4 separate regions of the Homo sapiens genome follow, and all the other regions are linked to region 4. A link is a loop called in an ENCODE intact Hi-C map of the cell type or tissue named here. Cell type or tissue: sigmoid colon. All regions are shown on one strand. Links, peaks and the distances in the headings refer to the core of each region. The heading gives the core; the rest is flanking DNA. Region 1 overlaps TEAD1 (TEA domain transcription factor 1). Region 2 overlaps PARVA (parvin alpha). Region 3 has its middle 89 kb from the start of PARVA. Region 4 overlaps PARVA (parvin alpha).

The links. Hi-C counts contacts between places; a loop is a spot of excess contacts. Peaks named below come from ENCODE experiments on the same cell type or tissue, not always from the same donor. Only the 100,000 strongest peaks of a DNase experiment are listed, where the experiment ranks them.
Region 1: a loop joins it to region 4, with 4 times the contacts of the local background. A loop is called at or near these places in 4 of 110 quality-filtered maps.
Region 2: it touches region 4 in a loop (6-fold over the local background); 4 of 110 quality-filtered maps call a loop at or near these places.
Region 3: a loop joins it to region 4, with 10 times the contacts of the local background. A loop is called at or near these places in 4 of 110 quality-filtered maps.

What each region holds. Positions count from the first base shown.
Region 1 is chr11:12,689,908-12,695,693 of GRCh38, forward strand. The region is part of intron 2 of TEAD1 (TEA domain transcription factor 1); the gene reads left to right. Among named protein-coding and RNA genes, the nearest start is that of TEAD1, 18 kb to the left of the region's middle. RefSeq lists an enhancer at 3,501-4,700. In sigmoid colon, for the core only: no CTCF peak of the experiment used is centred there; DNase peaks (open chromatin) are centred at 2,914, 3,276, 4,074 and 4,430; H3K4me3 peaks cover 2,025 bases; H3K27ac peaks cover 3,283 bases.
Region 2 is chr11:12,535,032-12,540,817 of GRCh38, forward strand. It overlaps PARVA (parvin alpha), which reads left to right. Exons shown (of 13, transcript NM_018222.5): 13 at 1-325. Among named protein-coding and RNA genes, the nearest start is that of TEAD1, 140 kb to the right of the region's middle. In sigmoid colon, for the core only: no CTCF peak of the experiment used is centred there; DNase peaks (open chromatin) are centred at 3,020 and 4,643; H3K27ac peaks cover 1,123 bases.
Region 3 is chr11:12,285,748-12,290,747 of GRCh38, forward strand. It overlaps a transcript of MICAL2 not described here. Among named protein-coding and RNA genes, the nearest start is that of PARVA, 89 kb to the right of the region's middle. In sigmoid colon, for the core only: CTCF peaks have their summits at 1,963, 2,168, 3,031 (motif pointing right) and 3,230; DNase peaks (open chromatin) are centred at 1,454, 2,024, 2,314, 3,034 and 1 weaker place; H3K27ac peaks cover 2,608 bases.
Region 4 is chr11:12,408,989-12,414,774 of GRCh38, forward strand. The region is part of intron 1 of PARVA (parvin alpha); the gene reads left to right. Among named protein-coding and RNA genes, the nearest start is that of PARVA, 34 kb to the left of the region's middle. In sigmoid colon, for the core only: a CTCF peak has its summit at 3,465 (motif pointing right); DNase peaks (open chromatin) are centred at 1,643, 2,913, 3,523 and 4,740; H3K4me3 peaks cover 961 bases; H3K27ac peaks cover 3,365 bases.

The sequences.
Region 1 (5,786 bases), core at 305-5,304, 280 kb after region 4:
CCAACTATTGATACCGTGATCACACCAGCACTGTAATAACTCCTTAATGTTGGCCGGGCACGGTGGCTCACTCCTGTAATCCCAGCACTTTGGGAGGCCGAGGTGGGCGGATCATGAGGTCAGGAGATCGAGACCATCCTGGCTAACATAGTGAAACCCCGTCTCTACTAAAAAATACAAAAAATTAGCCAGGCGTGGTGGCGGCCGCCTGTAGTGCCAGCTACTCCCGAAGCTGAAGGCAGGAGAATGGCGTGAACCCAGGAGGCGGAGCTTGTAGTGAGCTGAGATTGCGCCACTGCACTCCAACCTGGGCGACAGAGTGAGACTCCGTCTCAAAAAAAAAAAAAAAAAAAAAATAATAAGCCCTTAATGTCAAATATCTAGTCACTGTTTGGATTTCCTTGATTGTCTCATAAATGTTTTTTCATAGTTGGCTGGTCTAGATGAGGGTCCCAAACCAGATCAACAGGTTATATTTGGTTGCTGTGTTTCTTAAAACTCTTTAAATCACATCCCCACCTTTCTTGTAATTGATTTGTTACAGAAGCCCCTGTGTTTCTCTTCTAGACTGCCTCGTTCTGGATTTTGCAGTTGTATCTCCATGGTGCTGTGTATTTTATTCTCTTATCCTCTGTATTTCCTATAAATGGGAAATTTAGATGTTGACATTTGATCTAATTCAGGGTTTTTAAAAACTTTTTTGATGCAAATATTTCATAGCTAGTATTCTACCAGGAGGCACACAATGTACAGTGTCACTTTTTCTGTGATGTTAGTGCCATTGATTGATGATCTCTGCCTGTATCTATTATTTCATGTAGTTTTTGCAAACTGGTGGTTCTCTGATACTCTAGTTCTGTTTTTGGAGACAGGTCTCACTCACTGTGTCACCCAAGCTAGAGTGCAGTGATGCGATCCCGGCTTGCCGTAGCCTTGACTTCCCGGGCTCAGGTGATCCTCTGACCTCAGCCTCCTAAATAGCTGGGACTGTCAGTGCGCCACCATGCCTGGCTAGTTTTTTAGTTTTTTGTAGAGACAGGGTTTCATCACTCAGGCTGGTCTGAAACTCCTGGGCTCAAGCGATCTGCTCACCTCGGCTTCCCAAATTGCTGAGATTACAGGCGTGAGCCATCTCACCCAACCCATTCCTCTTTTTATGGAGAAGGTTTCTCTTAGCAACTATATGGTTAACCTAGCATATAGTTTGTAAAGGAAAGATAGTTTTTTTTTGTTTTGCATATCATTAGGCAATCACTGATTTTAAATTATTGAATGCGTTTCAGTCCATTGCAGTTCCTCCTCTTACTGATGCTCAAATTGTTTCATCTTTGGCCAGTGGGAATTTCTTTAGTTGGCTCCTGTGGCCTTTTGATGTGACCCTATTAATAGTCTTTTATAGTTTCCTTGCTGTCCAACCTCTTGTGTATTCTGGGAGATAGAATGAACCATTTCTGCAGAGTTTGGGTTCCTTTTAGTGAGAAATGGAGTTTCTAGGCTATGATGTGTGTGCTAGGTTCTCTGCTTTTTTTCTCCTCCCACTCCTTCAGTTGAATAATCTGCTCACCTTTGGAAATGGATCCTGCCTGCCATGTCAACTCTAATCGTGGTAAAAGCTTTCCTTGCACACTTGCTCATGCCTGGCCTCTTTGGCTCTCATTTGCCACTTTCATGCTTGTGCTTGTCATCTTGTCCTTTCCTCCCTTAAGAAAAAGACCAAACTGAAGAATTACCATGGATGGTTTGTGGTTTGACTTGCCTCCTGAAGGCCAAAGCTCATGTTAATGTAGGCTTCACAGAAGTCTTTAGTCATTGCCTTCATCATGTCTGCCTGATAGTTTGTTCTATTCCTTGTATACATAACCAGGACATGAGAGATTCCTTATCTTATTACCACCGTGAGCCATTCAGGCTGCAAGCTGTATTTCGATGGTATTGTTGGGTACGTTTGTACTCATCTGTTTCAATAAATATTGATTGAATTAAGCTTTGTACTTCTTCTCCAAAGTGTTTAAAATAGAATGTATTTAATGTCCTAGTCATTTAAAGAATTTATCACTAGTCTATTATTTTTATAAGCTTAAATAAGTTAAAGATTTGTAGTTTTAGATAGATTTATGCATTGGATCCCTAGTTGTAACATAGCTATTGTTTTAGTGCTGCGGGCCTATAGTAGTAGGCCTGCAAGTCTAAGATGAGTGTTTTTTATTTAACAAGTCTGCTATTAAACTTATTTTTAGTATTATAATTTCTGTCTTTGCTTCTTGGAAATTGTTTTATGCCCATGTTGGTGCATCATAGACTATGCACTTAGGCCAACCACCCCCCAGTCCCCCCAGCAAAGCAGGGCTCATTTTAAAGACACGCTCTAATGCTTTCTTCAGAGTTTCCATTCAGACCTACAGTTTTAGCTTCAGTAATACTTTTTTGTTTTGTTGGTGAAACAAAGCTGTATGCGTTCACAGTGCAGCCAACACAGTCTCATGACGGCACAAGTGAATAGTCCTGAAATTATCATCATTCTCCACACCACTGAGAAGTTAACCAGCATCCTGGCCTGGGAAATTTTGGATACACATTTAATGCCCCTCACCCACCACCCCGGCTTTTTTTTCTTTTTAAAGCCGCAAGCTTAATGTAATGGTTCCTCTGTATTAAAGGAAAGTACAGTATTGTAGGGGTTTATTTCCCCCCCGCCCCCGCTTTCCTCCGTGGGCACTGAGAGTAGGGGGAAGAGCCCCGTAATTCACAAGGCAGGCTTCTGTGCCCCGCGGTAAACTCAGTTTCACAAAGGGAATTTTCATTATGGTCCTGTGGCTCCCTAACATAGTGGAGGCTTCAGGAGGCAAGTGGTAAAAGCTACCAAAGAAAAAGCTGGACTGGAGCCACTGACGTCATGTCAGTAAATCTGCTGGAGGAGCCCAGCCATGCAGCGCCTGCCAGCCGGCCCCTGCACTTTGGCCTTGCCTGGTCAACTGTTCTTACTGCTTCCTCCACCCCCACCCCACAGAACAGCCTGTGTTTTTTGTGTTCTTTTCCCCCTTTTCCTTCTGTGCAACTGGGCTGTGTTGAAACCCATAAAGGCTTTTGAAAACCACCCCTACTGGTCCTGTGCTTAATGTCTTGTGTGGGGATAGTGGGGAGAACCCAACAATCCATGAATGAGGGAGGCTTTAAAAGTTTTTTCTAGTGGGGACCTCTTTGTGATGAATAAATCCACAGGGAACATCATGGAAAGCAGCCAGAGGTGCGAGCCCCTGGTGCTTAGTACTTTTAAAGAACTTCGCTTTTAAGTCCTGGGCTGTGTGCACATGTGTGTGTGCGTGTGTGCATGCGCACAGTAAAGGACAGAGAAGGCCAGTCAGCACATGGGTGGAAATACAGAATTTCAGCCTTCTAGCAGAGGATGATTTAAGAGAATGAGTTCCAATGCGAGTCCTTTATTACCCATTAATCATTGGTCTGCTCACTCTGAACTCTGGTTTGCAACTGGAACAGTTAAATCTTAAGCTACATGCTTCTGTACATCCTGGATATTTAGAGTCACAACCCCAGATGGGCCTGAATTAAAATATTGCTGTGCTAAATCTATTTTTACATCTAGGGGAATGACATCTAAAAATAAACCTTATCCCACCTGTTATCCACTTTTGGGAAGTTGAAACGCTGTTAAGTCGCAGCCCATGGATTAAGCTTTGATGACGGCTTCCCATGTGATGCCTGCATTCCACTTTTCCTGCCACTGGCATGATGTTTTCATTGTTTCGGTAACCGTTGTCCTCCTGTTTATTTTGCTGTGAATATTCATTTGCAAATAAGAGTGAAGCATAGGTTCAGACTGGTTTTGATTTTCCTGAATCTTAGGGTCAGAAACATATTAAAAGCAGTATCTTATCCATGAATCATGAGATGAGTCAGTTCCTGAAACCACTACAAGCCTCATAGTTCTTGGCTACAAGCAAAGGCAGGAAATCCAGGCTTCAATAACTTCCTTTCCCAGTCCTGGCTATAGCCGCGTTGGTGGTTAGGTTCTGCTGCCTGCCTTTGTAAGCGGTAGGAAGATGTATGTCTGAGGAACAAAGGCACTTGAGTCAATTTACTGAAACTGTTTATAATTTGTGGTCTTGATCTGAATGTCAGGCTGCGTTGGCACACCCTGCTCTGCTGTGCGGCCCGGCACAACTCAGCCAGGAAAGGCGGCAGGCTGAGTCCGGGGAAGTGCCCCAGCAAACACATGGCAAATGTTTCAAGGGGCTTTAGTGTTCCAGTGAATCCTAAAACTAGGGGACATGCAAGCCGACACTAGGCAGAAAGCTCTGGATTCCATATGTATAGTTGAAGTATCGACTCTTTGTTTGTTCTTCACTTGAGAGAAAGGAGAGAAAAAAGAGAGAGAGGGGAGAGAGACGAGAGAACAAACTAACACACTCGCCAGCCTGCCAAGCTCTGGCCTGTCTCTTGCTTTTACTTGCAGTTTACTTCCTTATATACAGGGTCCTCTTTTTTTTTTTTTCCTTTTGCAGTGTTTCACGCCAGTCTTCCTGACTTCAGAATCAGTTTTATAACTGTTTTATTAAATATTTTAAAGAGTAAGGGAGAAACACGAAGTTGTCTCCCAATGTTGGGTCTGCTGTGACTCGTATTTATTTTTCTCCTTTATGAGCAGTGCCCACTTTGTGTACGTACCCAAGTCAGAGCAGAGTTGGGTTGGTGTTTCTGTGTGAAGTTGGGACTCACTGTTGCTTTGTGCTTTACTTGTGAATTTATGAGCTTTTTCAATCTTGAGAAAAATTAAAATTGAGTGTGACTCATTTTCATTTACCAACTCTTACCTTCTTTTTCTACGCTAATTGGTGTTAGCTAGCGTGGGATTTGAGAAAATGGGACTGAAATGAGACCCTTCTCCCCCCTACTGTAGGTTTATATGGAGTCATTGGAAGTTCTGATAGAAGTCTAAAAATAGCATGGGTAGACAAACCCTGTGAAAAGACACTGAGGAAGATGGAAAAAAATTTGAGATGATGAGCAGTTAGATATTGATGCTACCTTTTAAATTGAGCTTGTTTCCAATTCATAGCTGGCAATAGCTCAGAAAGGTCAAATTCTATTTCAGCCTTTGTAAAGAATAAAATAAAAGCAAATGCAAAAGTTTGCCTGGCTTTTTAATCAAGTGTGGCTAATTCAGCGCACAGCCAGGCTGGCGAGGGCCACTTCGTTCTTACTTGTCGTTTGTATTTTGTGTTTGGGTAATTTTCTGTTCAACTTCAGGCCTCACTAAAAGGCTCTGATAAGCTGTTGAGAAAGTCGGGCTCATTTTGATTTTAGAGGCTTGACTGAGAGTCATAATTTCTGGCTGTGGTTCTCCAGATTTCAGGCTGGTACAAAAACTCCTTAGTCTTAGGTGAGTTTCTTTGGAAATCACTGTGAAAATATATTACTCTCATTAACATGTAAATAGTCACTGTCTAAACTTGGAGGAGATTTTTCCTTATGTTAAGAGAGGTACAAATCCAGTTATTTTTATTTGTCCTTCATTGATCTGACAGTTAACTTCTTTTTCATGTAGATTTCAGGCTGGGATTAGAGACTGAATCTTGAATTGCTTATCGTCTCTAGACCAAGTTGTTCGGGGCCAGGGATTGATTAATTAATTAAAATCAATGTAAATGGATTTGTAAGCCTCCTGTAACAGATTATCCTATTAGCAACCACACAGAGCACAGCCCATGATCTGTGAGGAATGTTTGTTGCCTTAAGTGAAATGGACCCAGACTGATGGACTCTTTGGG
Region 2 (5,786 bases), core at 399-5,398, 130 kb after region 4:
CTCCTCATCTCTTCTCTGTTCTGAGCTCTCTGATCCACTGCACTTGGGGCAGGGGGTGCATTCTCTGTGCCTCTCCTGAGTCTACTTTCTGCATCATTGGTTCTCCCAGCTCACTTCCATAATGTCCTCCTAGGCTGCATTGGAATTGTGTGTTGTCTAGACCCATGGCCAAGACTGTCATTGCCTGTGAGGGAGACCAAGCTCACCACCAAGGGCTTTTGCCAGATTGCTTTCATTTACAGAATTTGCCCATTCATGTGTCTTTGTGTTTATGGATTAAATGGCTTTCTGACCAGCATCCCTTTGGTGTGCTTTGTCAATAAGATACAGAGCTTTCTCTCCCATTCTTTTCATGTGATTCCAATTCCCACATGGCAGCACAGACCCGCCCTAACACTGATGAAGTGGAACTCCAAACACCATGGGACAAGAATTCTTGTCACTGCCCTGGGCTGGACCCCAAACCTCTCACAATCAGAATGCAGTCAAGTCAGCGAATATTTGTGGAATGTCTGTTCTGTCTTCAACCCCACTCTCTGCACAAAATGGGTTGGGAAAGTCTCCGCACAAAATGGGTTGGGAAAGTCCAGGGTCTCTTCCCAAATGACTCTCCCATCTTAGTGGGGATGACAGGTGCAGCTCATTTGAGGTAATTCAATGACATGATGAGATAGCATCAGATACCACTGAGGGTCCCTAGTTAGATTCTTCCAGAAAATACCCCAGCCACAGCTGCCATGGAATCTTTGGGAGCATCTCCCTCCAGGATCAACAACTTCATTTTCCACACAGATTTGCTGCTCCAAAAATCACACAACTCACCCTAAAGCCAAACGGAGACTTGGGGTCATTCTTCTAAAGTACTACTTGTTGCTAGGAAATCACTGGCTTTATGCTACAGATTCCAGATGACCAGCAATGACCCAAAGTCCAGCCTAGGCTCTACTGCCAGCCATTTCGACTTTGTCTTCACACACAGCTTCCTTGCCTCTCTAAACTCACCGTTTGGTCATCCCCATTGGCAGGCATCTCTACTCTTGTCCCAGAACATAAAATTACTGCAGAAAATTCCAGAATGGACATGCATCAGCCAATTACTTTGTCATTTTTCAATTGCCATTGCGTGCTCCCTGGCTTCTGAGAGTCCTCTAATTCTCACGGATTGCCTTCATCTTCCATACACCTGTGCCCTACCTAATCCCCATGTCCTTCCACTTTCTCCCCGCTTATGTCTTCATCTCTTCCTTCACCAAGAAAGTCAAAGCTATTTGCTTCATGTTCTTTCCATAGCATCTCAACATCTTTTCTCACTGCCTCTCTCACTACCTCCTGCCCCAATTCTGAGGCTGCCACTTCCTCCACCTGCCTGCTCCAGGACTGACTCCCTCCTTCTCCAGCATCTTGACTTTCACTCCTAACACATACAGGTTCCATTCTCACTGCAGTTCCATCTTCTGCCCTGTTTTACTTTTTCCTTAAGGCAATTTCCTGGTCTCATACAGACCCATGCTAATTCTATTTCCTTCCTTTCTCCCTTCTTTTATGAACCCCTAGATTCTGCCTTTAATTTTCCAGAAGATAAGTTGTCCTCTGAGTTGTCAGCACTGAACCCACTGGCTGGCCCTGGCCCCACTCCCCTGCTCCACTCCTCCAGGAACTTGGCTGCCACAGCCTCAGGGGCACTGCATTTGTCCCCTTCTCACCCGCCCTCTGGCTATAGCTCTGTGTGCTCCTAGGTGGAGGTCTTTCCTCTCCCCACCCCCGAACATGGGTGTTCTCTGGAAGTGCCCTCCACACGTCTCTTCCTACATGTCCCCTGGCTTCCACCCCTGCTTGCCCTCCCTCCAACCCCAAGATCTCACCCATCCGCGTGGGCATGTCCAGCTTCACAGCATCTTTCAAGCGGGCTACCCCTTGTCCCCCTTAGCACATTCCAAACTGGATTTTTATCCTTCACCAGCCCTGCTCCTTCTTAGACATCCCTCATCTCTTCGAGAGCTACCATCTCCTTCCAGACCCACAAAGGAGTTCTACATTTTCTGCTCCCCCCAACACATCCAATCAGTTCTACCAATTGCTCCTTCATGAACCATCTGTTTTGCACTGGTCCTCTCCCTCTGTGGACCCCCAACTAGTCCCCTAATCTAGGCCTCATCCTCTCATGCCCAGATATTGCAATGACTCTTAACTAGTTGCAGGGTTTTTTTCCCCATATTTTTTTCTTTCTATGCTCTAAAATCTATCACTATATTAAGAAGTTTCTCTTTAAGCTATCCATTCTGTGTGTATTCCCTGCCAAAACTTCTGGAAACACAGCTAATTTCACATCCCTCTCAATTAATACTAACAGTTGTGTTTATTGAGCACTTACAGTGTACACTTCACACAAATAATCTCCTTTGGTCCTTTCAACAATCCTGTGAGGTAGGTTCTATTATCCCCATGTTATAGGCAAAAAATTAAAAAATAAAAAACATAATGAAGGCACAGAAAGATTTAGTGACATGATCCAGGTTCCATGTCTTGTAAGTGACAGAGCTTTGAGTCCTGGCCACGTGGCTCCAGAGTTGAGGTTCTAGCCGTTTAAACATGGTGTATCTTCAGAACCTTTGGTGGTTCCCACATTTGTTTCCTGCCAGCAGCTGTTCTCCTTTGCCTTGTTTTCAAATGGAACTCCCGAAACAACCAGGCTCTGAACTGATAAGGCTGTCACTAATTCATTTATTCTTCATTTGTTCAATAAATATTTAAACACTGCCTATGATGCCAGATGCTGCGCTAGGCATGGGAGAATCCACAGCAAACAAAACAGACATGCTCTCAGCCTCATGCGCTTATGCTCTAGTGACTTCCAAGCCTTGACACTTCCCTCTGACCCTTGATTCAGATCCAGATGGAACCAGGCTGCATCTCCTTCCAAGCTTTAGCTTGGTCTGACCCTCTCCAACAACAGTCACTGCTAGGATCCTGTTACTTCCTCCTCCGGTTGTGCCTTGCATAACCTGTGTGCTGCCAGAGCCTAGGGTGTTCCAAGAGAGACACATGCTCCGGCTGCCAACCCCCTTTCTGCTCAGGAGACCGCAACTCAGTGATGATCTCCAGTGGAAAAAGACAGACTTGAAATAAATTCTTGTTGGACTCCAGCCATGTACCATGCACAGAAACCTATCCATCATGTAGATGCTAACCTGTCAGGTAGGTGCTATAGTTACCCATTTTACAGAAGAGAAAACAGAGGTTCGCCAGCTGGCTTCAAATCTAGCTCTGTCTGACTCTGAAGTCTTCATTCTCTCCAGGATGTCCTGCTGCCTCCACATTCCTTTAACCCTGGCTCCCCAACACCACACAGGCTAGAGGTGAGGTCATGATCAGTGTCAACGAGGTTTGATTCCAACTGTGAATCAAAATTCCTTTTACCATCACAAATACTGTTTCCTCTTGACTTTATGTATTTATCTAGTTAATTGACGGAGGGGGAGTGGTGGGGCTTTTCTTAACTGATTGCAGGAAACTCTGAAATTAAACAAAGAGGTTTATCCGAACTCTGAAGTTGTTCCATTTCTGTTTGTTTTTAGAGACAGGGTCTCACTCTATCACCCAAGCTAGAGTGCAGTGGTACAACCATAGCTCACTGCAGCCTCAAACTCTTGGCCTCAAGCAATCCTCCTGCCTCAGCCTCCCAAACAGCTAGGACTCGAGGCACATGCCACCCTACTTGTCTAATTCTTTATTTCTATTTTGTAGAGACAGAGTCTATGTTGCTAGGCTGGTCTTGAACTCCTGGCCTGAGCCTCCCAAAGCACTAGAATTATAAGTGCCAGCCTTGAAGTATTCTTTTAAGGGTATGCTCTGTGTCTTTTTATGCGAAACACTTGGTTATTTGGAGTACTCTGGGAAGAGGCACAGGTATGAATGCCTGAGGAAGCCTCACTTCCTCTCCAACAAACAAGTGGCCTGTCTCTGCCCTTGTGGGGACTTGGGGGGCTGTCCTCCTCTGGGTAGAAAGCTAGAGGCAGGTTGAGCTCCCGGCTTCTGGACTGGAGTTGGGGGGAGAGGGAAGGACATGGGTGGTACAGAGGCTGGAGTCTGCAGCACCACCCCAGCTGACCAGTGCTGGGCCCAGGGAAATAGCCAGGCTTGCTGAGGTCTCATAGGCAGGAACACACAAGCTGGTCACAGTTCAGGCAGGTGTACAGGGAAAGGAGGATTCCAGCAGGTAGGGCTAAGCGACAGGCAGCAAGCAGGGCTTGAGATCAGGGGAGATGGCACCACACAGAGGGGGCTGGCCCAGTCTGCCAGCCTCAGACAGGGGACCAGCTGGAATTAGTAGTGGGCTTTTTGAGTCCCATTGGGCAATTGCTGTGCAGGGCAGGTGAAGGCAGGAGCTTAGGCCCGTGAGAGGGATGAGAGAGCCAGGGAGGAGGGTGCTGTCATCAAACAATGTCCAGGTGCTCCAGGTAGATACTAGGTCTTTAATAACAGAACTTTTCCAGGGCTGTTGAGTTATTGCCTGCCTGTGAACCTCTACCTCCCCACACTGCACATCAGCAGATTGGTTCCTGAGACTGTGGCTGGGAACACCAGTAGACCCAGAGACAGGGGACTGAAAAAGCAAGATGACAGCAATCCTGACTTACGGCCTACTTGAGCCCAGAGCCCTGCCTGGAAGCACACGGCTCCACTGGCACAGCCTGTGCCCATATGTGAATAGACTTTACTGAAAGGCTCTGCTTCCTCCATTCGTGACTCAGCTTTACTCACACTGGCTGTTTCAAAAGTTGAAGATGTACATCAATGCATGTTTATAATAAGCCTATGAGATCATTTTACAAAATCAAATTCCAGGGACTGAGAGAAAACAAGTCACAGGCAGCAAGTTTCTTCTCTTGGATTTTCCCAATGTGAAAATCTGCAGTCAGGTTACACTGCTAGAGACTCGACTCAGGGGAAGCCCAGGGGAGAGAGTGCAAGCACATTTTATTAGGATAGCCAGAACCCCTGAAAACTTTGATTTAGGGGCAAAGGGCCTATGTTCAAGCCTGGCATTTGCTAGCTGTCTGATACTGGGCAAATCACTGTACCTCTGAGCCTCTCCGTCGGTAGTGAGGATGTAAGGGGGGCTTGTCACTTGTTGAATCCTGGTTTGATTTTGCCTGGCTCAGAAGTGTCTCCCACCCCGCCATCTTCAGGCCTCTCTCCTGAACCTATGCTCCAACTATGAGAGTAATCATCCCACACCGAGGAGGGCCACTCCACAACCCAGGGCTGGTGAAGAGGCTCAACAATAGTGTGGCTATGGACACTCTGTAAACCTGAAAGCTCCACAGCAGTAGGGGTTCCTAGTGCTACCGTTATTCCTGCAAGCCTTAGGCCAGGGTTGGCAAATAGTACCATGCTTCCTCTGCTCCTCACATATCTATGGCAGACATTACTAATCAACCCAGCACTCTCCCCATTGCCTTTTGACTAGTGATGTCTTTGGGAGAGTGGGAGGGAGACAGGAATATTACAAGGAAAGCTGCTTGCCATTGTAGCCTTGTACAAATTTTATAGCTCAGGATGCCAATACAAGGCTCCAAATAAATTCTTAATGCCCACTCCTGGACCAATCAGTTATGATTGGGGATGGGGCAGGAGGTAAAATATATAGAAAGATAGTAGCTACCACTCAAACTACATATTTACCAGAAGGCAGCATGTTTATCTGCTCAAGATGTTCTGTTTTTAGCCTCCAGAAAAGCCACGTCCCTAGGTTCTGAGGGTAGTACCAAGTCCATGTTAGAGAT
Region 3 (5,000 bases), core at 1-5,000, 120 kb before region 4:
GTGAGACCTGGCAGGGAGTGGAATATCTAGGACTGTTTCTAGACAGAAAGAAAGACAGAGGGCTGGGCTAGCTGGGCCTTGGATTTAGGGTCCTGGATTCAGACCCTCCCTGCGTCCATCTCCCACACCCACATCATGCCCTTGGGCTTCCTTTCCGTTCATGCTTCCTGGCCCTGCCTGTGTGCACATTCAGATGTTCACCGTCCCCATCCTTTCTCTCCAGCAGTGATGGAGGCGCAGGGGCCTGAAGCCTGGGAATGCATCTGCAGGCCTTGCCTGGGAACAGGGAACACGTGGACCCCACTGCCCACTCTCACACCCTAAGTGACCAAGACCTGTTTTTCTTCTGCATGTGATGTTCATTTTGCTCAGCTAATCCTCAAGGCCCAGCTGGCAGAGGGGTCTTCCACAGGAAGTACAGTGTCCCGCAAATATGTTTCCCTTGGAACCAGGCCAAGGGAGGGCCACAGCAATGATGGTCCACAGCCTCAATTAAACCTGGTTTCCAAAGGGTTTGGGGGGCTCTGTGGGGAAAGGGGAGGCAGAGAGTAGAACTTCCTGCAGCTTCCTGGCTTCAATCAGAGCAGCTCCAGTTTTTAATGTATTACATATATGGAACATTGATGGCCCGTGATGACCTTAGCTTTAAATAACTGTTCTGACATGAATGAATATGTGCATGTACGTATGTACACATGCATGTATAAATATGTCTACACATATGCATATACGCATAGATGCATGTAGATGCTCACTGATGATCTTAGTAATGATGGTTCATAATTTGAGGCATTCTCTGAGGGTGGTACCTGTCCCATAGCAGGGTCTCAAATATTTGATGCCAGGTGTGGTGGCTCATGCCTGTAACCCCAGCACTTTGGGAGGCCGAGGTGGGAGGATCACTTGAGCCCAGGAGTTTGAGACCAACCTGGGCAACACAGTGGGACCCTGTCTCTATAAAAAATAAAAATTAAAAAATTATCTGCGTGTCGTGGTGCATGCCTATAGTCCCAGCTACTCGGGAGCCTGAGGTGGGAGTATCATTTGAGCCCGAGAGGTCGAGGGGGCAGTGAGCCATGACCCCACCACTGCACTCCAGCCTGGTGACAAGCAAACAAAAACACAAAAATATTTGATGTGTGAACAAATGAAAAGTTTGGTAGAGTGTGTTGTGGGGACAGCAGTATGGTGTGAGGGAAGGAGAGAGTTCAGTCTATTATAATCATTAGTCTATTGACTTGTGGTAATTGAGCTATAGGAGATAAATTCCTACTTACTCTACACATTTAATGGACTCTTCCTCCCACCCCATCTTCCCTGTCCCTTTCTTTTTCCACAGCAGCTCTGCAACGGGCCAATAGCTTCCAGTCTCCAACCCCAAGCAAATACCAGAACTGGAGGAGAGAATTCTGGTGGAGTGAGTCACTAGCTCTCTGGGGGTGGGAGGCTGGGGCTGGGCAGAAGATCTCTGGTTAATTCTCAGGGGCAGCCGTTCTCATTCCTTACATGGTATCTCTCTGGCATGGCCTCCTGGTTGTCAGAGGCAAGAAATAAAATATAAGCTTGACTTTATTTCCACTGCTGACTAGAGGGAGCCTTTTCCAAGGGACTCAAGATCTTCCCATCCCCCTCCACCCCACCCCTGGCTCAGGAATTATGGAGCCTTAGGATTCTACAGTTTCACCCAGACAGGGCCTTAGCCATCATTGCCTCTAAGCTTTTTGAAATACAGATGAGTAAACTGAGGTTCAGGAACTCTATGATTTGATTCTGTACACTGGAGTGAGACTGGGCCATCAGATTAACGGCCTCACACAAAACAGGATGCTACACACAGACACCCACACATCCACACACACACACATGCACACGCACACACACTCACACCCCTACACATACACACACATACACACCTGCTCCTTTTTCTGAGTCACCCTTGGTCCCAGTGTCCTGGGGAAGAGCAGGGCTGTGGCAGGTGCTGAGGCGGCAGGCCCTGCCAGGGGGCGCAGTGAACACGCACAGTCTCACAGCATCTAGGCAGGCCGGGGATCCAGGGACTGCAGCACTCACTGAGCAGAGTTACCTCCTCAGGCCCTGAGCGAGGGGCAGAGACTCTTCATCCAGTTCCAGGCTCATCGCTGCCTTCCACCTCCCCCCACACCCACTCCCTCTCCAGCCTCACCCTAGGAGAGGAGGACCCAGAAAGGCCTTGGCTTAGACAGGGGTTTCTACCAAGAAACGTTGTTGCAGTTGGAACTGAGCCCTGGTCTTCCTTCCTTCTGAGTCAAGGCTCCCAGCCAGTGAGTCATTCCCCCACCATCCCCAGACGCACCACCGTCACACCAGGTCAGGCTGGGACAGGGGCACCTTGGGAGCAGGACCCAGGGCTGCACTCTTGGGCAGGCCACTTCATCTGAGGACAGCCTAGAGTCACTCCTGAATCCTCTGACAGCCCCCAGCGGCGACAGCAGAGGGCAGAGGAGCTAGCATTGCCACACATGGGTCATCGCCTTTACTGCCCTGCTCTGGCCCTCCCCAAGTCCCTGGAAGCCTGCTGCCCAGGCCCGGACTATATGAGTGTAGGGTCCATCCCAAGGCTTCCAGCCCACTCTACTGTGTGCCACCAGTGTGGGGGATCAGTCCCTCCTCAGGAAGCTCCCAGCCTGGGGTGAGAGCAGGGAGGCTGGTGGGAGACCCTCCCAATAGGGCTGGGTCGCTGGGGGAGGTGCAGGAGCAAGAGGACTGCTGAGCAGCCCCATGGTGTCTGGGATGGGCCTGGGAAACTCAGCCTTTAGTTATCAAGGAGTATTGCACAGCGTTTCTCGAGAGTATACAAAAGCTGCTTTGAGGGCAGGGCTTGAGTTTTGATCATTTCAATCAGCCTAGTGTCTAGCATGGTCTGGCCCGGAGGAGGAACCCAATCCTTGTTTGCTGAATCAATGAATGAAGTAAGGAACCAAGGAGCGAGCTGGCTGGACTGCGTACAAAGGGAGGACATGGATTCAGGCCTGCTCAGGCTGCCGCCCCTAGAGGGCGCTCCAAGACTTTGAGGGGGATTTGAGCCTTGCAAAACCTCCAAGTTCTGGGAAGCTGCACCATGGAGTCCCAGTCTCCCGAAAATCCCCAGAGCTGAAAGCCACGAGAGCCATCTTTTTTATTGTCTTTACTTTGCCCAAAAGAAAACCTCAGGGAGCAGGGCTGGCATTGCCATTGGGAGCAGAATGCATGGTACCATCCCTCCTGTCCAGAGGCATTACTGCCCCATCACAGCTGGTTCTGGCCCCAAGCCCCAGGTGGGAGGGCCGGAGGGGATATGTGGCTGCCCTGGGCACCCTCCCCAGCTGATCATGCTGCCAGATGACCTCTAGGATCTACGAGAAAGGTTGCTGCTGCCAGAGGGCCCAGAGAGGAGGTAGCACAAGCGCCTGACCCAGAGGCAGCCTGGATGCTGAAACTCAGGCGCTGGTGTGCGCATCAGCCTCCTTCGCACAAAACAACCCTAAGGGCCAGCTGCACGTGTGACTGAGACCCCTGCAGAAGGCAAGGCAGCCCCCGGTGGGCCATACCAAGGTTTCAAGGAAACGGCCAGCAGAGGGGGATGTGAGTTGGCCAATGAGGAGCTCTTGGCTCAAGAGTTGGAGAAATCCTGGCTGGGTAGAGTGTGCAGCCCCCTCTGGAATGGGCCAGGGCTTCAGCAATGTCTTTACTGGACGCGGCTTGAGTGCGTGAGAGGGTGGGAAACTAATGGAGTTCATATTTTGCTGACAACTAGCTTTTACTTTGTGTCCTGTGCCACTGGGCACCTCTTGTTTTTTTTTGTTTTTTTTTTTTTTCTTCTTGAGATGGGGTCTCACTTGGTCACCCAGACTGGAGTGCAGTGGCGTGATCTCAGCTCACTGCAATCTCCGCCTCCCAGGTTCAAGTGATCCTCCCACCTCAGCCTCTCGAGTAGCTGGGACCACAGGCGCGCACCACCATGCCTGGCTAATTTTTGTATTTTTGGTAAAAACAAGGTTTCGCCATGTTGGCCAGACTGGTCTTGAACTCCTGAGCTCAAGTGATCCATCCACCTCGGCCTCCAAAAGTGCTCTGATTACAGGTGTGAGGCACCATGCCTGGCCAACTGGCAATCTCTTTTTAGCCCATGTTATCTGCTCAACCACCCCATGAAGCTGCACCAGACAGCCCACTTTTTGGATGAGGAGACAGGGGTTAAGTAACTTGCTCAGAGCCAGGCAGCTGGTATGTGTGTGAAGGAGTGGACTTCCAGGCTCCCCTTCACCATCTTCTGAGAGAACCCCAAGACACAGTGGGCATCAGGAAGGGTAGGTTTCTCATCACCTCTCTCCCCAGGCTGTGCCCACCTCCCAAGCAGTGGCTTGAATGGCAGCCCAGGGACAAGGGGCTCGGCCTGAGCTGGGGCTTTGCTTCCCCCATCTCCTCAAGCCCTGCTGGAGTTCCATCTTGAAGGCAGTGCATGAGGACCACATGTGGAGAGAAAGAGACCCCCTAGCAGGGGTGGGAGTGGGGATTAGAGAAAGGAGAAGAAGGGAGTGGCTTCTGGGTCATGACCTCGTGAGACCTGAGGTGTTTCTGTCAGGCTTGTTTCCTGAGGTGGCCCTGGCTTCCTGTCAGGAAGTCCCTGAGGGATCCTCAGGGGGAACAAAAAGGCAGTCTGTTGAGCTGAGGGGACTTGAGGCAAGTGAAGGAGTTTGATTCAGAAGATGGCAGAGAGGGAGAATGAGGGTGCAAGGAGGAAGGGAAGAAGGAATTTGGCAAACTGAGGACAAGAACGGGAAGCAAGGCAAGGACTGACTCACAACTTTTGCCTTTTTAGGCTTGAACCTTCTAATCGTGGGCTGCGATGGGGGTGCGGTAGTGGGAGGCAGGCCAGCCGCCTCCCCAGCAGCTCCTTCCTGCCGCCCTCAGATCAGATCTGTTCCCAGAATTACCTTTTCCCTCCAAAGCTTTCTGCGAGGCCTCCCTCTGGGAGCTTGCTG
Region 4 (5,786 bases), core at 488-5,487:
CATGGCTGAAGCACGGAGGACCTGGGAGAGGCCGAGGGGGATGGTGCTAGATGTTGGGCCAAAGGTAGGTCCCACAGGGCCTTGCAGGGCCACTGGAAGCCTATGAATTTTCCTAAGGACATATGGAAAGTCATTAGAGGATTTTAGCAAGTGAGTGACCAGTTCTGGTTTCTTAACAGTGCCTGCTTCATTAAACATCAAATACAATTAAGTAAGGTTATATATATATAATATGTAGTGGTGTGCCTGGTACACAGAGATGCTTCAGAAGAGGTAATTATTGTTTTCACATTTTGGAGACAGAATGGTTATCTCCTACAGTTTGACCTTAAAATCTGGGGTTGTGGTAGGCTGAATAGTGGCAGCCCGAAAGTGTCTATGTCCTAATCCCTGGAATTGTAGGTATGTTATCTTCTATGGTAAAGGAGAATTAAAGTTGCAGATGGAGTTAAGGTTGCTAATCAGCTGGCCTTAACATAGGGAGAGTTTCCTGAGTTATCCAGGTGCACCGAATGTGATCACAAGTGTCCTTAAAAGTGGAAGAGAGGACAGAAGAAAGAGTCAGAAGGAAGTGTGACTATGGAAGAATGGCCATGAAGATGTGACATCACTGGCTTTTAAGATGGAGTAAGGGGCCACAAACCAAAAAATAGGGGTGGCTGCTAGAAGATGGGAAAGGCAAGGAAATGGATTCTCCCCTAGAGCCCTCAGAACGGAATGCAGCCCTGCCAGCATGTTGATTTTAGCTCGACTTCTAACCTCCAGAATTGTGAAATAATAAATTAGTGTTGTAAGCCACTAAGCATTTACTAATTTGTTAGAGCCACAGTTGGAAGCAAGTACGAAGTTTTTGCACCAAACATTGTCAACTGCAGTTTAGTACATTCCAGTATTACCCTTGACCCATGCAATTTTAATTCTTTCTTGAGTTCACTGCCTATTAATTGGTACCTGCTACATGCCAGGCTGTCTGAGACAGCATCTTTGCTTTTGCAGAGTTGACTATCTAGGGGACTTGCTATTGTTTTCTGTAAACTCTAGGAGTACCAAATTCCAAATGTGCCTCTAGGTGGCACATAGTAGCCTCTCAAGTACACTGGTGAAGTGACTCCCACTTTTAATTGATCCAGGAGGGCAGGAGAGACTACAGAGCTCATGGTAAGGGATTAGGCTCTCAGCCCTAGGCATCTCCGGGCTGGGCCACCCAGGCCCCCGGGACTGCAGGGCAGGGATCAGGTTTGCCTTGTGCTGGCCTGGGCTCTGCTTGAAGTCCTATCTGCCCTTTCCTCATCTTCAGGGCTCAGCCCACAGGCCTCCTCCAGGAACACCCCTGCCTACCCCAGGCCACAGGAAGCATTCCCTCCAAGGTCTGCCTTTCCCCCCGGCAGGGACTCCGGGCCAGCTGCTCCATCTCTTGGGCTGCGGTTATTTTCTCTTTACTGTCGGCTCCTGTCTGTGGAGACAGGCCTGTGCCAGGCATACATTCAGGGGCTCAGCAATGCCTGTGGTTTGATTGGTTGGGTCTAGATCCGAAGGATTGCTATACGAGGGCTTTTGCTTTATCCTTTTAGGGAAGTTCATTCTCTCTCGTTGCTTCTCCTCCTCCTTTTGGAGACATCACTAGAAAATCTCAGCAGCAGGAGCCCAGTGCCTACGCCAGCCCATCTTTCACACTGTAGCTGCCAGAATGTTCATTCCCAAACCAAACTCTGACCTAGTTCCTCCTCCAGTGGAAAACTACTGAGGATCCCTTCTTCTCCCCACCCCATCTATAGCTATGGCTTTCAGTGTTAAAAAGAAAGAAATAAATGAAAGTTATGTGGACCCTTCTTTTTCAATAAAGTATCGCATGGAATGTTCATCATTAAGCATCTGGACTCTGGCATCAGACAGACCTGGGTCCAAATGCAGGCTCTGCCACTTACCTGTATAACCTCAGGCAAGCTGTCTAACCTCGCCGTACCTCACTTTTCTCAGCTGTAAAATGGGGGTGTGATACTGACGATCCCTAGTTCATGAGGCTGTTGTGGAGATCAAGTATGGTACTTAGCAGAGTACCTGGCCTGGTATAGCTACCAAATAAATGTTAGCTAATGTTACTAGAGCACAAGTTAATTTTCTAAGTTCTAACTTATAACAGTTATAAAGCTTATCAGTGACAATAATTTGGCTGTTTGGATGAACAAAGGATTTTTAAAAACAGATTTCACTTTTTATTAGGTTGCTGCAAAGGTAATTGCGATCTTTGCCATCTTAATGGTAAAAACCACAATTACCTTTGCACCAACCTAATAGAACAGTTTTAGATTTACAAGAAATTGTGGGATAGTGCAGAGAGTTCCCATAGGCCCTGTACCCAGTTCCCCTATTGCCAACATTGTACATTGGTATGGTACATTTATTATAATTAATGAACCAATGTTAATACATAATCATCAACTAAAGTTCATACTTTATTCAAAACTCCTTAGTTTTTCCCTAATAGATTTCTTTTTCTGTTCCAGGGTTCCACCAGGGAAGGTACCATAGTACATTAGGTTGTCACGCCTCCCTAGGTTCCTCTTGGCTATAATAGCTTTTTTACTTTCCTTGTTTTTGATGGCCTCGGCACTTTTTAGGAGTACTGGTCAGGTGTTTTGTAGGATGCCCCTCTACTAGAATTTATCTGATATTCTTCTCATGGTTAGACGGAATTGAACACAGAAATGTAAAGTTAGCAGATTATGGATGACCACTCCAGTTTTCCCTTGGTCTCAGCATCCATGAAATTAGAATCAGATGTTTATGGGGAGTCTAAAAACATGGTTTGAAAAATCACTGGAGAAGATCAAGTCTACACTCCCTGGTGTGACCTACGAGGTCTTCTCACTCCAAGCCCTGCCCACATCACCAGCCTGCTTTATCACTCCTTCCTGCTGCAGGCACCCCCAGCTTCTCAGCATTCCCCTAATAGGTCCGGGCATTGAGGCATATCGACTCATCCCCCAGGAATGCCTTCCCTCCTTTCTCTGCCTGCCTAGTTTCTTTCTAATCTCTATGCAAAGACTCTAAGATCCAGTTTAACTTATCCTTCCTCCCTGATGCAATTCCCACTTTCCTTACAGAGACTGACACTGTCCCTAGGGTTCCCTGGGCACATCTCTCTATTGTCTTTCTCAGCTCTCATGTCTGCCTCTTCCTGTACACTGGAAGCTTCTTAAGAGCAGGAGCTGAGTCATAATCCTCTATTCCTCATGTCCAGCGTGAGCCTGGCACACAGTAGGTGCTTAAGAGATGCTTAATGAATGACTCTTGATGTTAGAGAAAGGTGCCATTTCTATACCATCTTTAACACAGAGCATGTTGCCTTCATCCTAAGAAAATGGGGTGCCCCAGTGGATGATGGATACCAGAGATTAACCCTTGGGTGGGTCTTTTAAGGCCGTTTTCTCCCTGCCCCAGAGGGTGTGGGAATGAGGTGTGAGTATGGAAAGGACCACCAGGGGGCTCCGGGATGCAGTTCACCAGCCCAGGCCGAGAGGAAGGCTCAGTGGTGGCTTCAGCAGCAAGCCTGGGTCTGGCAGAATCCTCAAAGAAAGTGTGTCAAAAGAGAGGTCTGTTTTGCTACTGATGTGCCAGGCTCTGTAGCAAGGACAGGATGTACCAGCCTGTTCTTTAAACATGTGTGGGCCCCTCACTGTCCTTTGCCCCAGAGGTCCCAGCCTACAGAGAAAGGGACAAAAGATCCTGAGAGCCAAGAAAATAATATTTGCAGGAAAAATGGTCTTGTTATATGCGCAAGCAGACCTTTACTTCATTCAGACTTCCTAATTTCCCTTTCCACGCCAGTGTTAATAGTTCTCCTTGGATCGCAAACTCTTAATAGATATTCCTAAGGCCAAAAGTATCACTGAGAAGTTGGAGCCAAAATCTCAGGGCTTTTCTTTTGAATTCTATAAGAAGAGGGGAAAACAGCTGAGTTAATCTGAAATAATGAAGCTGGAATTAGAAATTGCTCTGGTCAGTAACATCCACTGTTTTGTTTTTTTGTTGTGTTATTAAGAGTAATAATAACAATAGCTCTTGTGCATTGGGTGCCAACTCTGTGCCAGGCATTGGGATGCAGGCGTCTGCCTGTGCCAGGCATTTGTCTTTGGGCATACAAGGGGAATTAGGCCAGGATAATCTCTGCCCATTCTGCCACAAAGATATTATCTCCATTTCATAGATGAGGAAATTGAGGCCCGGGAACATTGCATGATTTGTTAAGGCTAGAAATCAGATTCTGTCCAGCTTCAAGATCTGAACCCTTTCCAATCACCCAAACATGCCTCAAAAGGATATAAAATAGTTGCCAATCTTAAAACATGACTGTGCTCCAGGGGAAGGGAAGGGATTATCACACGAGGCAGAAATGTATAGGCATTACAAGTACATCCATCATTAATAATAATGACAAAAGGATGAGAATATCTTACTGTTTTGGGCCATGGGCTTCCTAGCATTCATGTAGGCAAATGAAAATACAGAGGGATGTCTGCTAGAATGCGATATGGTTTGTATTCAAAAGATTCTTGTAGTTTACTTTAAAAGCAGTGTTATGATGGAACCTGTACACTCACACATTTTTAAGAAGCAGACTCCTCCTTCCAAGGGTTTTGACCCAGCTGCACATGATCTTACGTGCACCTCTCCTCTGCTTTAACCTCAGTAGTCAGGTGAGGTGCCCCGTAGGCTCCAGGGAGCTGGCACAGGCGGCTCCTTGTCCTGAAGGCTCTCTTGCCTCTATTTCCCAAGGTGGGGATTCTAAACAGCAGAGCCCAGAACCAAACTTGGAGAACACTCGAGCCCCCAGCTGAAAGACATTAATCACCCATGGACAGGTTTCTTGAACAGGAGAAAGTTTGTAACCAGAGAACAAAGCAGTTTCTGCACAAAACAGTAACTTAAGGAGGATATTCAAAAACCTCTTGGACTTTTGTCTCATGCCATAGCCTAAGTCCCTCTCAAAGCTGCCCACATTCTCAGGACCAGACGTGTACCCTGCCTTTGGCTGGGCCCCTGGGATTCCAGGGCCACACGGCAGCCGTGCGTGGCACATCTTCAAGTTCACTTCTCCAAGCTCTGGGACTCTCCCCGTGCCAGCACAGAACTATTAATTATTTTTCTCTGTCAAACCTTTGTCAGCAACTTCATCCCAAAAGAGGAGGTTTATTTTCCCTTCGGCAGTGTTTGTGACTCTTGTAAATAAGAGATAATTACACTCCAGTTTTTAAATTAAAACAAAAAGAGCTAGAGATGCCCGTTAGGAGTTTACATTTTACAACAGCCCACTTCCTTAGTCAAAGATCCAACAGACTTAGTTTGCTGAGTTTTATGCAGATTCTGAGAAGTTTGAGTGGTTTAAATGCGAAACTTTTGTGTTAGCCGCCTGAAATGCCTTCGCTTTTGCTTCGAGTTAGTATTAAATAATTTTTAAATTCTTTCATCTTTCAGCGCTGCTGGAGGATCTTAACGCTCTAAAACTGCAATTAAAATGTGAACATTAAGGAGTTATAAGGTTAAATGAGAGAATGTATCAGAAAGCGTTTGGAGATGTTTTTATTGCACCATGATCTGACTTGGTAGCCGGAGAAATGCATTCTTGTCTTATGGCTGCTGAAAATTTCATTTTTTTTTTTTTGTCTCTAAGTTTGTGCTTGGAAAGTGAAAATATATTCAAACGAGTCCTTATAAACATTTGATCTTGTTTTCATATGAAGTGAAAAGAATTGTGAAAAGTAATTCAAAACATGGAATTAGATTCT